Linked DNA regions of Homo sapiens: region 2 is linked to region 1. A link is a contact called in ENCODE Hi-C data. All regions are on one chromosome and are shown on one strand. Each heading gives the region's core, a stretch centred on a gene start or an enhancer-like site at or near the end of the contact. The rest is flanking DNA. Distances are from core to core; before and after follow the strand shown.

Evidence for each region. A loop is a pair of places that touch in the nucleus more often than their neighbours do. Pooled maps may share reads with other maps.
Region 2: a pooled map shows a loop between it and region 1 (11-fold over the local background). The contact joins the promoter of ING4 here to the promoter of SLC2A3 in region 1. A Hi-C loop is called at or near these places in 5 of 50 pooled maps.

The regions. Positions count from the first base shown.
Region 1 is chr12:7,933,794-7,938,796 of GRCh38, forward strand. It overlaps SLC2A3 (solute carrier family 2 member 3), which reads right to left and starts at 2,394. Exons shown (of 10, transcript NM_006931.3): 1 at 2,227-2,394; 2 at 17-109. The coding sequence starts at 2,241. RefSeq lists an enhancer at 502-1,455, a silencer at 2,523-2,572 and a cis regulatory region at 4,421-4,768.
Region 2 is chr12:6,660,357-6,665,359 of GRCh38, forward strand. It overlaps ING4 (inhibitor of growth family member 4), which reads right to left and starts at 2,763. Exons shown (of 8, transcript NM_016162.4): 1 at 2,709-2,763. The coding sequence starts at 2,745. RefSeq lists an enhancer at 2,734-2,793.

The DNA of each region.
Region 1 (5,003 bases), core at 1,144-3,643:
GTGGCCTGGCACTCACCTTCTCAGGAGCATTGATGACCCCAGTGTTGTAGCCAAATTGGAAAGAGCCGATTGTAGCAACTGTGATGGCAAATATCAGAGCTGGGGTGACCTGGAGGGAGGGAAGACAGAGGAGAGAATAGTCCTTAAAACTTGTGATTGATGACTGTTTCTTATTAATTATGGAGCTGTATTAGGAGAATTTGAGTTATGAGTGGTATGAAAAGAACATCCAATGAGATTTAGGTAATTAATGGGGAAGACAAAGGAATAGATTATACTAAAGAACTTATCTGGAGATAAGAATGTGAAGTTAACTTGGTAAAAATGAAAGAAAATTGGGGAAGGAAGAAGTTAAGAGAAACTGGGTTGGTCAGTTTGGAAATATTTAAAAACTTGCATCAGGCAAATGTAGGCATAGAATTCCACTCACGAACTGGGAGGGCAGAGAAAAAGACAGTCTCGGGTAGGATTACTAAGAATTGACCATTCTGGAAACAAATACAGTGCAGTCTGATCTGTACCCCAGACTCCACGGAAGCCCACTGGTGGTGGTGGAGGGGGTGGTAGTTTGTGTCTTCACTGCTGGGTGGCTCTTTGAGTCTCTTATCTCTCAGGACCATGTAACCTACTGGATCTACTCACTGCATCCTGGCCCCATTTCAGTCTTCGTTTATTAAATACAGTTCTGCTATCCCTAACTCCCGCGCAGGGGAAGAAAGTACTTACTCTGAACCCAACATATAAGGGCGAACCCAACATATAAGAGACATTTCTTAGTGGGGAGAACCGGTCATCTTCACCTTGCCTGGAATAATTCAGCCGGGCGAGACATTTTCCATTTCTACCTTGGGGCAGCTCAATTTTTATACCTGAGGCCAACTTCTACGCCATTCCCCCCCACCCCACCACCCAAAATCCCTTCAACCTTTCATATCTTAAACTCCTTTCCTTTCAGGTCGGGCAGATTAGGCAGCAGGCTGGGAGCTTCAGCAGGAGAAGTGACCTTGCCTGCAGCCTCCCAGATGTCTCAGTCCCAGCTAAGCATCGGTACCCCGGAGGGCCCTGCCAGTGCAATGCTCTGTTAAATCTTTTTCCGTTTAGTAAAAATCTCTTCTGTCTCCTCTCATCATTCACTATCTTTGAGAGCCTTTTCTTCTTTAGTCTCATAATTTTCCATCCCTTTCTTATTTTCCTACATTTTCTTTCTTTCTGCTTTGTAGAGATGGGATCTCACTATATTGCCCAAGGCTAGTCTCAAACTCCAGGCCTCATGTGATCCTCCTGCCTTGGTTTCCCAAATGCTGGGGTTATAGGTGTGACCCACCACACCTGGCCCCTTATTTTTAGTTAAATTTATCTTGGTAAAAAATGCCTTTCTTGCTGCGCGCAGTGGCTCATGCCTGTAATCTCAGCACCTTGGGAGGCCGAGGCCGGCGGATCGCCTGAGGTCGGGAGTCGAGACCAGCCTGACCAACATAGAGAAACCCCGTCTCTACTAAAAATACAAAATTAGCCGGGCCCGGTGGTTCATGCCTGTAATCTCAGCTACTCAGGAGGCTGAGGCAGGAGAATCGCTTGAACCCGGGAGGCGGAGGCTGTGGTGAGCTGCGGTCGCTCCATTGCACTCCAGCCTGGGCAACAAGAGTAAAACTCAATCAGAAAAAAAAGAAAAGCCTTTCTCCCTGCAAATAATGCATATACAACACTCAATATTTTAGTATGTCCTGCACTCACGATTTTAACCCTAATAGGAAGGACAACTGGAATTCTTTCTCCTTAGCATCCACGAACCCCATATGTTATAGGACAAACAGATGGCCAGACCCTGGCCTGTGCCTCCAAACACAGACCTTTTCAAGGTCTAATGCTTCCAGAGAAGTCTTCACACTGGCTCTGAGACCCACACTTGTAATCCATACAACCAAGCAGCCCGATCCTCTAAACACTCAACCATCTCGTCCTCAGTGGCATATGGTTACCTAAAATAAACCTGAGAAGCAAACACAACTTCTCCGGGTGACTTTCCTATGATAAGGTGAACAGAACTGTATGACATTCAAAGAGAACTGATGAAGCGGCAGCAGTGCAGGCTAGAGACGAAATGAAAAGGCCTTAAGATAGCTTGGTGACTTAGGAGAAAATAGAACAAGGAGATTACCATTAATATTTGCCTTTCTGAGTGTATCCCAAACAAGCAAAAATAACCAGTAATTATATCATTCTTACCTTCTGTGTCCCCATCGCTGTAATCTAATTCAAGTCTTCAAGAAAGATCTAGGGGTGATTCCAGAAACAGCTTTTTCAGCCAACAAAACCTTCAAAATGTCCTTCTCAGCAGCAAGTTTTCTCCACGTCCTCAGGAAGGATCCAAAGTCTTACCATTACAGCATCTCTGGGTCTCGCTGGGATCATGACTATTTATAATCTCCGCAAAGGGTGGAGCCTGAAAGGGCGACAAGCCCCCAGCCCCACCCCACCCCACCCCACCCCCCTGAAGCAATCTTGTGATCTCTCGGAATTCTGTGTTATCAGAACTACCCCCGCCCCCGCCCCACAGACAATAACGCCCTCCCTCCCCCCTCTCTTAAAACCACATCCTTCCACTCTCTCCACCCTGGGTTTTTTTTTTTTTTTTTTTTTCAAAAGCTCATCCTTACTCCTTCCCTCTTCTAATAGCAGCTAGAGCCTCTTAGTTTCACAGACAAAATACTACCAGAAAAGCCTGGAGGGAGGGCAAATACACTATTTTATGCTCTCGCATCTGCTTGGGATTAAAACAATCTACAGAGAGATTAGAATAAATCTATCCATACAAAACGAAGTCAAGTGGGTGCTACTATCAGAGATTTAAGGTTGTTAGAAAGAGTGTTAGTAAGAATTCTTGATCCTATGAATTTATAGGCTGGGTCTACAATCTTTTTTTTTTCTTTTTTTTTTGAGACGGAGTACACAATCTTAAAGGGGAGGGAAAGACAGCCTGAGAGAAGAAAATCAGGGAAATAATTTTGCCAGTGTTCCTTTCTTCGCATAATCTCACCTGGAGGGAAGAAAATCTGAATTTCTAGGAGCCAGACCAACTATCAGGGCAGTAGGAATAAGAGGTTCAACTGTTTATGGAATACAATCCATATCCTTTTTTTTTTTTTTTTTTTTTTTTTGATATGGAGTCTCTCTCTGTCGCCCAGGCTGGAGTGCAGTGGTGCGATCTCGGCTCACTGCAACCTCCGCCTCCCGGGTTCAAGCAATTCTCCTGCCTCAGCCTCCCGAGTAGCTGGGACTATAGGCGCCCGCCACCACGCCCCGCTAATTTTTGTATTTTTAGTAAAGACGGGGTTTCACCATATTGGCCAGGCTGGTCTCAAACTCCTGACCTTGTGATCTGCCCGCCTTGGCCTCCCAAAGTGCTGGGATTACAAGTGTGAGCCACCGCGCCGAGCCCTATATTTAATAAGGCATTTGCCATATCACCCATTCTGAATTCTGCATCACTTTCTGCTAGTCTCAAGCTTATAGCATCTAGAAATGCAATAAATACCGAATTCAATTAAGCAGGTATTTGCCGAATACACGCTATGTATCAGGTACTCTCCAAGAAGCTGGTGATTCTTCAGTGAATAATAGAAAAAAAGGCCGGGCGCGGTGGCTCACGCCTGTAATCCCAGCACTTTGGGAGGCCGAGGTGGGCGGATCACGAGGTCAGGAGATCAAGACCATCCTGGCTAACACGGTGAAACCATTCTCTACTAAAAATACAAAAAAAAAAAAAAAAAAAAAAAAAATTAGCCGGGCATGGTGGCGGGCGCCTGCAGTCCCAGCTACTCGGGAGGCTGAGACAGGAGAATGGCGTGAACGCGGCAGGCGGAGCTTGCAGTGAGCCAAGACAGCGCCACTGCACTCCAGCCTGGGCGACAGAGCAAGAATCCGTCTCAAAAAAAAAAAAAAAAAAGAATAATAGGACAAAAGAGTTCTGACCCACAAGTCATTTATAGTGTTTCCCTTCTTCCCTTTTTATAAAGTATAAAAAGGGACTAGGGCAAGTAATTCTCACATAACTGGAAAAGATTATTAATATCCTATTAGTTATGGACTGTGAGTTTCTTGAAAGAAAAGTGTTACATAAGTATCTGATTACTAAGCTATACAAGAAAACTGAACAAGCTAAGCAGGAGAAGAAAATAGGAATGAGAACTGAGGGAGGGATAATCGGGGAGAGAGAAGAGTGGTTCCAGGTTGAGAGTAAACAAAGCAAAACAACTTGGTTTGTGTTTAAACAGCTGGGTAAGTGAGAGATAGTATCTAGGCTTTTTTGGAGGAGGAATATCAACTATCAAATTCCTAATGCCCATTCATTTGTAGCTTGCAACCCTTTCAGTACTGGAGGTGGCAGGGTGGGTGAAGGACGCTTGGTAAAGAGATAAACTTTTTCCCAGTGGTGAATTGGAGAAAGTGTATCTTCCTTTAGGGTTTTGGTTGAGGGCCTAGAATTCAAATTGATACTGCTGGACCCGAGAAAACTAGATTACTGTTGCTTCCTTTGCTTTAACGAGGATATTGTTAAAATCTGATTTGATGACAACTCCCCTCCCCCATCTCACCATTGCCTTCCAGGAAATGCTGAGCCAGAGGCCCCTTTAGTCACCACAGCAACTGAATTTAGTATCTAAAGGAAAAAGGATATCCCAAAGGGCAGTGCTGTCCAATAGAAATATAATATGAGCATGTCACATTATGGTTTCTAGTAGCCACACTAAAAATTTTAAAAGAAACAAGATAAATTTTTTTCATAATTATTTTATTTAACCCAATATATCCAAAACATTGTCATTTCAGCATGCATTCAATATAAAAATTAATAGTTTACTTTTTTGTACTAAGTCTTTGAAACATATTGTATATTTTAAATTTACAAATTAAAGGGATATGTAGCCCCACCAAAACAACAAAGTTGTGTTTATCAGGAAAATATTTTAAGTTGCATATCGAGCGTTGCATGCAGGCAAATT
Region 2 (5,003 bases), core at 1,513-4,012, 1.3 Mb before region 1:
CCAGCACTCTGGGAGGCCAAGGTGGGTGGATCACCTGAGGTTGGGAGTTTGAGACCAGCCTGGCCAACACAGTGAAACCTCATCTCTACTAAAAATACAAAAATTAGCTGGGTATGGTGGCGGGCACTGTAATCCTAGCTACTCAAGAGGCTGAGGCAGGAGAATCACTTGAACCCGGGAGGCAGAGGTTGCAGTGGGCCAAGATCGCACCATTGCGCTCCAGCCTGGGTGACAGAGTGAGACTCTGTCTCAAAAACAAACAAACAAACAGAAAAACTAAAATAAAATAAATAAAAAAAAATAAAATGCCTCTACTGTTTAAACCTACAACTTCAGGTCTGCTACCACCAGTTCACAAGACTGAGTCACTGGTGATTTACCAAATCTAATGGTGTTATTAAGCCTATCCTAAAAAATATCTCTGCAGCAGTTGGCATGATCTTTTCTCCGCTGAGTAACTTTCTTTTCTTTTCTTTTGAGGTGTAGTGTCGCTCTTGTCGCCCAGGCTGGAGTGCAATGGCGCAATCTCAGGTTCAAGGAATTCTTGTGCCTCAGCCTCCCAAGTAGCTGGGATTACAGGCGTCTGCCACCACGCCCAGCTAATTTTTGTATTTTTAGTAGAGACGGGGTTTCACTATGTTAGCCAGGCTGGTCTTGGAACTCCTGACCTAAGGCGATCCACCCATCTCAGCCTCCCAATGTGCTAGGATTATAGGCGTGAGCCACCGCTCCCAGCCTTTTTGTTTTTGTTTTTTTTTTGAGGCGGAGTCTCACTCTGTTGCCCAGGCTGGAGTGCAGTGGCATGATCTCGGCCCACTGCAACCTCCACCTCCCAGGTTCAAGCGATTCTCCTGCCTTAGCCTCCTAAGTAGCTGGGACTACAGGGGCACACCACCACACCTGGCTATTTTTTTTATTTTTAGTAGAGACGGGGTTTCACCATGTTAGCCAGGCTGGTCTCGATCTCCTGACCTCATGATCCGCCTGCCTCAGCCTCCCAAAGTGTTGGGATTACAGGCATGAGCCACCGTGCCTGGCCACCAGCCTTTGTTTTTTTTTTTTTTTTTTTTTTTGAGAGGGACACGGAGTCTTTCTCTGTCACCCAGGCTGGAGTGCAGTGGTATGTATGATCTTAGCTCACTGCAATCTTCACCTGCTGGGTTCAAGTGATTCTCCTGACTCAGCCTCCCAAGTAGCTGGGATTACAGTCACATGCCACCATGCCCAGCTAATTTTTTTTTTTTTTTAAAGTAGAGACTGGGCTTCACCATGTTGGACAGGGTGATCTCAAACTCCTGACCTCAAGTGATCTGCCCGCCTTGGCCTCCCAAAGTGCTGAGATTACAGGCATGAGCTACTGTGCCCAGCCTGTCTACCTCACTTTCTAAGCAGGAAGAAGCCACCTTAGATTCTTCCTTCTCTCTCAACCACTCAGTCATTCAGTCAGTCCTTTCATATTTAACTCCTAAATACTTCTGTAACTCCCTAAAATCAGGTTCTTATCTCTGTCCTGGAATGTTATCACTAATTGATCTCTGTTATCAACAATATCATGCTCCAATTTACCATATATTAGTCATTTTCCTCTATAAAAATCATACTCTACTTTAAAATGCAAACTTCTTCGTTTGGCTTAAAAGACCTTGTCCAATCTAGCCTCAGCCTCTTTCTCCAGTCTCCTTTCTCAATTTCTTACCTTAGATTCATAAATATCAAATACGCTGACCTCTGAGTCATAAATATCAAACACCCTTGACCTTGCCACAAACCCATCACAGTACCTTTGCGGATGCTTTCCCCAACCTGGAATTCCTTTTTTCTCTCCTCACTGGCAAATAACCTTCAAGACCCTATTCAAACATCACCTCCGCTGTAAAGCTTTTCCTACATCCCCAGGTAATTACCCCCCTTTTCTCCAGGGTTGCCTACCAAGTGTCCTTTTTAATGTATTTCCATTATCTCACTTGTCACAGTGTTTTATAATTATTTGCAGAATCTGTTTCCTACTAGATCGTGAGCTTCTTGAGGGCAGGAGCCTTGTCTTACTCATTTTTCTATCCCTAGTGCCTGCCATTATGTCTGACCCATAGCAGGACCTCAATAAATATTTGTTGAATAAATGACTCCGGGCCCTAAAACAAATGTAAGCGCACAGAGCAATAGGCTTTCTGCAGGGGTGGTTTACATAAATCGCATAAACACCAGATTTTCATTTGATGGGAATTAGATCTTTACTCCATGAAGAGAAGCGTTCTAGTTCATCATCTGACAGTGGTCACTCATCACCACCACTCTCAACCCCATGAGAAGCCACTTTTGAGGAAGAATGGAGTGGAGGAGAGGTCTTTACCGCTTCTCCAAATGGCAGTGTGTGATAACGATTCTGAACGACTATGGGGAAAAAAATCTACCGAGGCTGGAGACCCTGGAGAATGGGGGCAGCAACTATCTTCCTGGCCATGCACACTAGCCCTTCAAGACACGTCTCTAACCCCCACACCGCACCCCTCCCTCGTCTACACCCATCAGCGGGGCCTCGATCCTGCTGCCCCGCCCCCTCTTTCTCCGCACCCTCCAATATTTCCTGCCACAGAACCGCTTCATAATTGTGACCTTCTCGTCACTGGAACTTAAGGGCTACAGATCCTCTCATCCCTGATCCCCGCACCACTCTGCAGCCCCGACCCCCACCTCCAGCCTGCTCTTACTGTCCAGATAATGTTCCAAATACATCCCCGCAGCCATCTCGAAGCAAAACAAAGCAACTTCCGATCCGCCCCGGAAGTGACTGTAACGCGACAGGGGCCGAAGCCATTTTGCGGCTAAAGCCTTTCCGCCCTTAAAAGGAGAACTTCCGCCCTTAAAAGGAGAACTTCCGCCCTTAAAGGAGAACTTCCGCCCTTACTATATTACCGCCGGTACACATCCGCCCGACACTGAAACTTTTCCTTTTGCATGGTAGCCACGACCGCCCACAGTGAGGCGGCTGTAGCCCGCTTCCGCCCTTACAGACACCCCAGGACGCGACCGAGACAGGTATGACGTCACTGGAGGTCGCCATTTTGCATTCTCTAGCAAACTTTTTTCCCTCCAAAACGGGAATGTATGGTAATCCGTGCAGGGGTAACTGTTCACTTTAGGCTCATATTGCGTAAACATACCTTCTCAGCAACTGGAAGATCCAACTTTTTTTCCCTCTTTTGCAGAATGACTTTTTTCAAGCCAGTTAGTTTCTTAAGGAAGTTGGGGAAGAGTATCAGGCCTTGAGACATTTAAACCGTCTGAATTTCTATTCACTCACACAAACACCATCTCCCCCAGCATTATTTTTTTAACTTGAGAAAGATGATCACCTTTCTACTTATAAATACAAAGAATGACTCATAATAAAGCTATAATTCTGCACATCTTTTGTCAGAGCTCCTGTACGTTACACTAGAATACACTTTCACATATAAAATATTACTTCCTGCCTTGCCCTCTTGCTTTTTTTTTTTTTTTTTTGAGACAGAATTTTCACTCTTATTGCCCAGGCTGGAGTGCAATGGCGTGATCATGGCTCACCGCAACCTCCACCTCCCGGGTTCAAGTGATTCTTCTGTCTCAGCCTCCCGTGTAGCTGGGATTACAGGTATGCACCATCACGCCAGACTAATTTTGTATTTTTAGTAGAGATGGGGTTTCTCCATGTCGGTGAGGCTGGTCTCGAACTTCCGACCTCAGGTGATCTGCCCACCTCAGCCTCTCAAAGTGCTGGGATTACAGGTGCGAACCACTGTGCCTGGCCCCTCTTGCTACTCTCTAAGGGGGAAATCTCGTGTTTTTGTTTTCCTTTTGTTTATATGTGATGTTAGCATCATAATTCTGAAGGGATTGAGGGATGCAGCAGTATCACTACTGGGCTAGTTGGCTAGTTAGTTGCTAGCCATCACTCTAGTCAGCTATGGTAGAGTGATTTCTATGGTTTTCATCAGAATGGGAAGCAGTCAAGGGTATGAGAGGCTGCCAACACACTAGGCTGTCAACACACTGCCAACACAAAGGCCATAACCTAATAGTGGTGTTAGTAAGATAGTATTTTAGAGATAGCTGCCACCCCTCACACTTTTCGTACCCTCACACATCCTTCATAAGAATTACCAATGTCTTACGGCAAGTTTTTAAAGAGACAGACTTTCAGCTATATAATTTCTACCAAATATGTGGAGAAGAGGAACTTCCAACCCGGGGCGGATTGGAAGTTGCTTTGTTTTGCTTCGAGATGGATGCAGGGATGTATTTGAAACATTATCTGGACAGTAAGAGCAGGCTGGAGGAGGGGGTTCAGGGGCTGTAGAGTGGTGGGGGTATCAGAGCTGAAAGGATCTGTAGCCTGTAAACCCCAGGTTTACTAGTGTGCAGGTAGTAAGATACAGCAATAGAATCCGGGAAACTGCTCTAATTACAAAAGTCATGCTTTTCGGTAACTTGATCTCTGTGCCTGTTTTACTATACAATGAGACTACTACCTCCCTCATAGGGTTGTTGGAATAAGTGAGTGTGAGTGTATCCATAAAAAGAGTAGATTCTAGTTCTAATACTGGTGATGAAGTTAGGGCCATTAGGGCCTTTTCAAGAGTTGGTGAGAGTGGGAGGAAAAAGCAGTAAATATGCAGGGAGCTAAGAAACATTGGCATATTTGGTCATATGTGATACATTCATTGGTATTACACAACATATTGAGACACCATCTTAGGTGCCCACACAGGATATCTAGCACTAAATTAAGTGGGCTTTATTTATCCCAGCCCAACTACATAACAAGTACTATTGGCCAGCAGTCCCAGAGTTCTCAGGATGTGGGAGCTTGGTCACAACTTTCACAACTTTTTCGGTGCTTAAAGCAAGGTTTTTTTTTTTTTGTTTTTTTTTTTTTTTCCAGACAGAATCTCGCTCTGTGGCCCAGGCTGGAGTGCAGTGGTGCAATCCCGGCTCACTGCAACCTCCGCCTCCCAGGTTCAAGT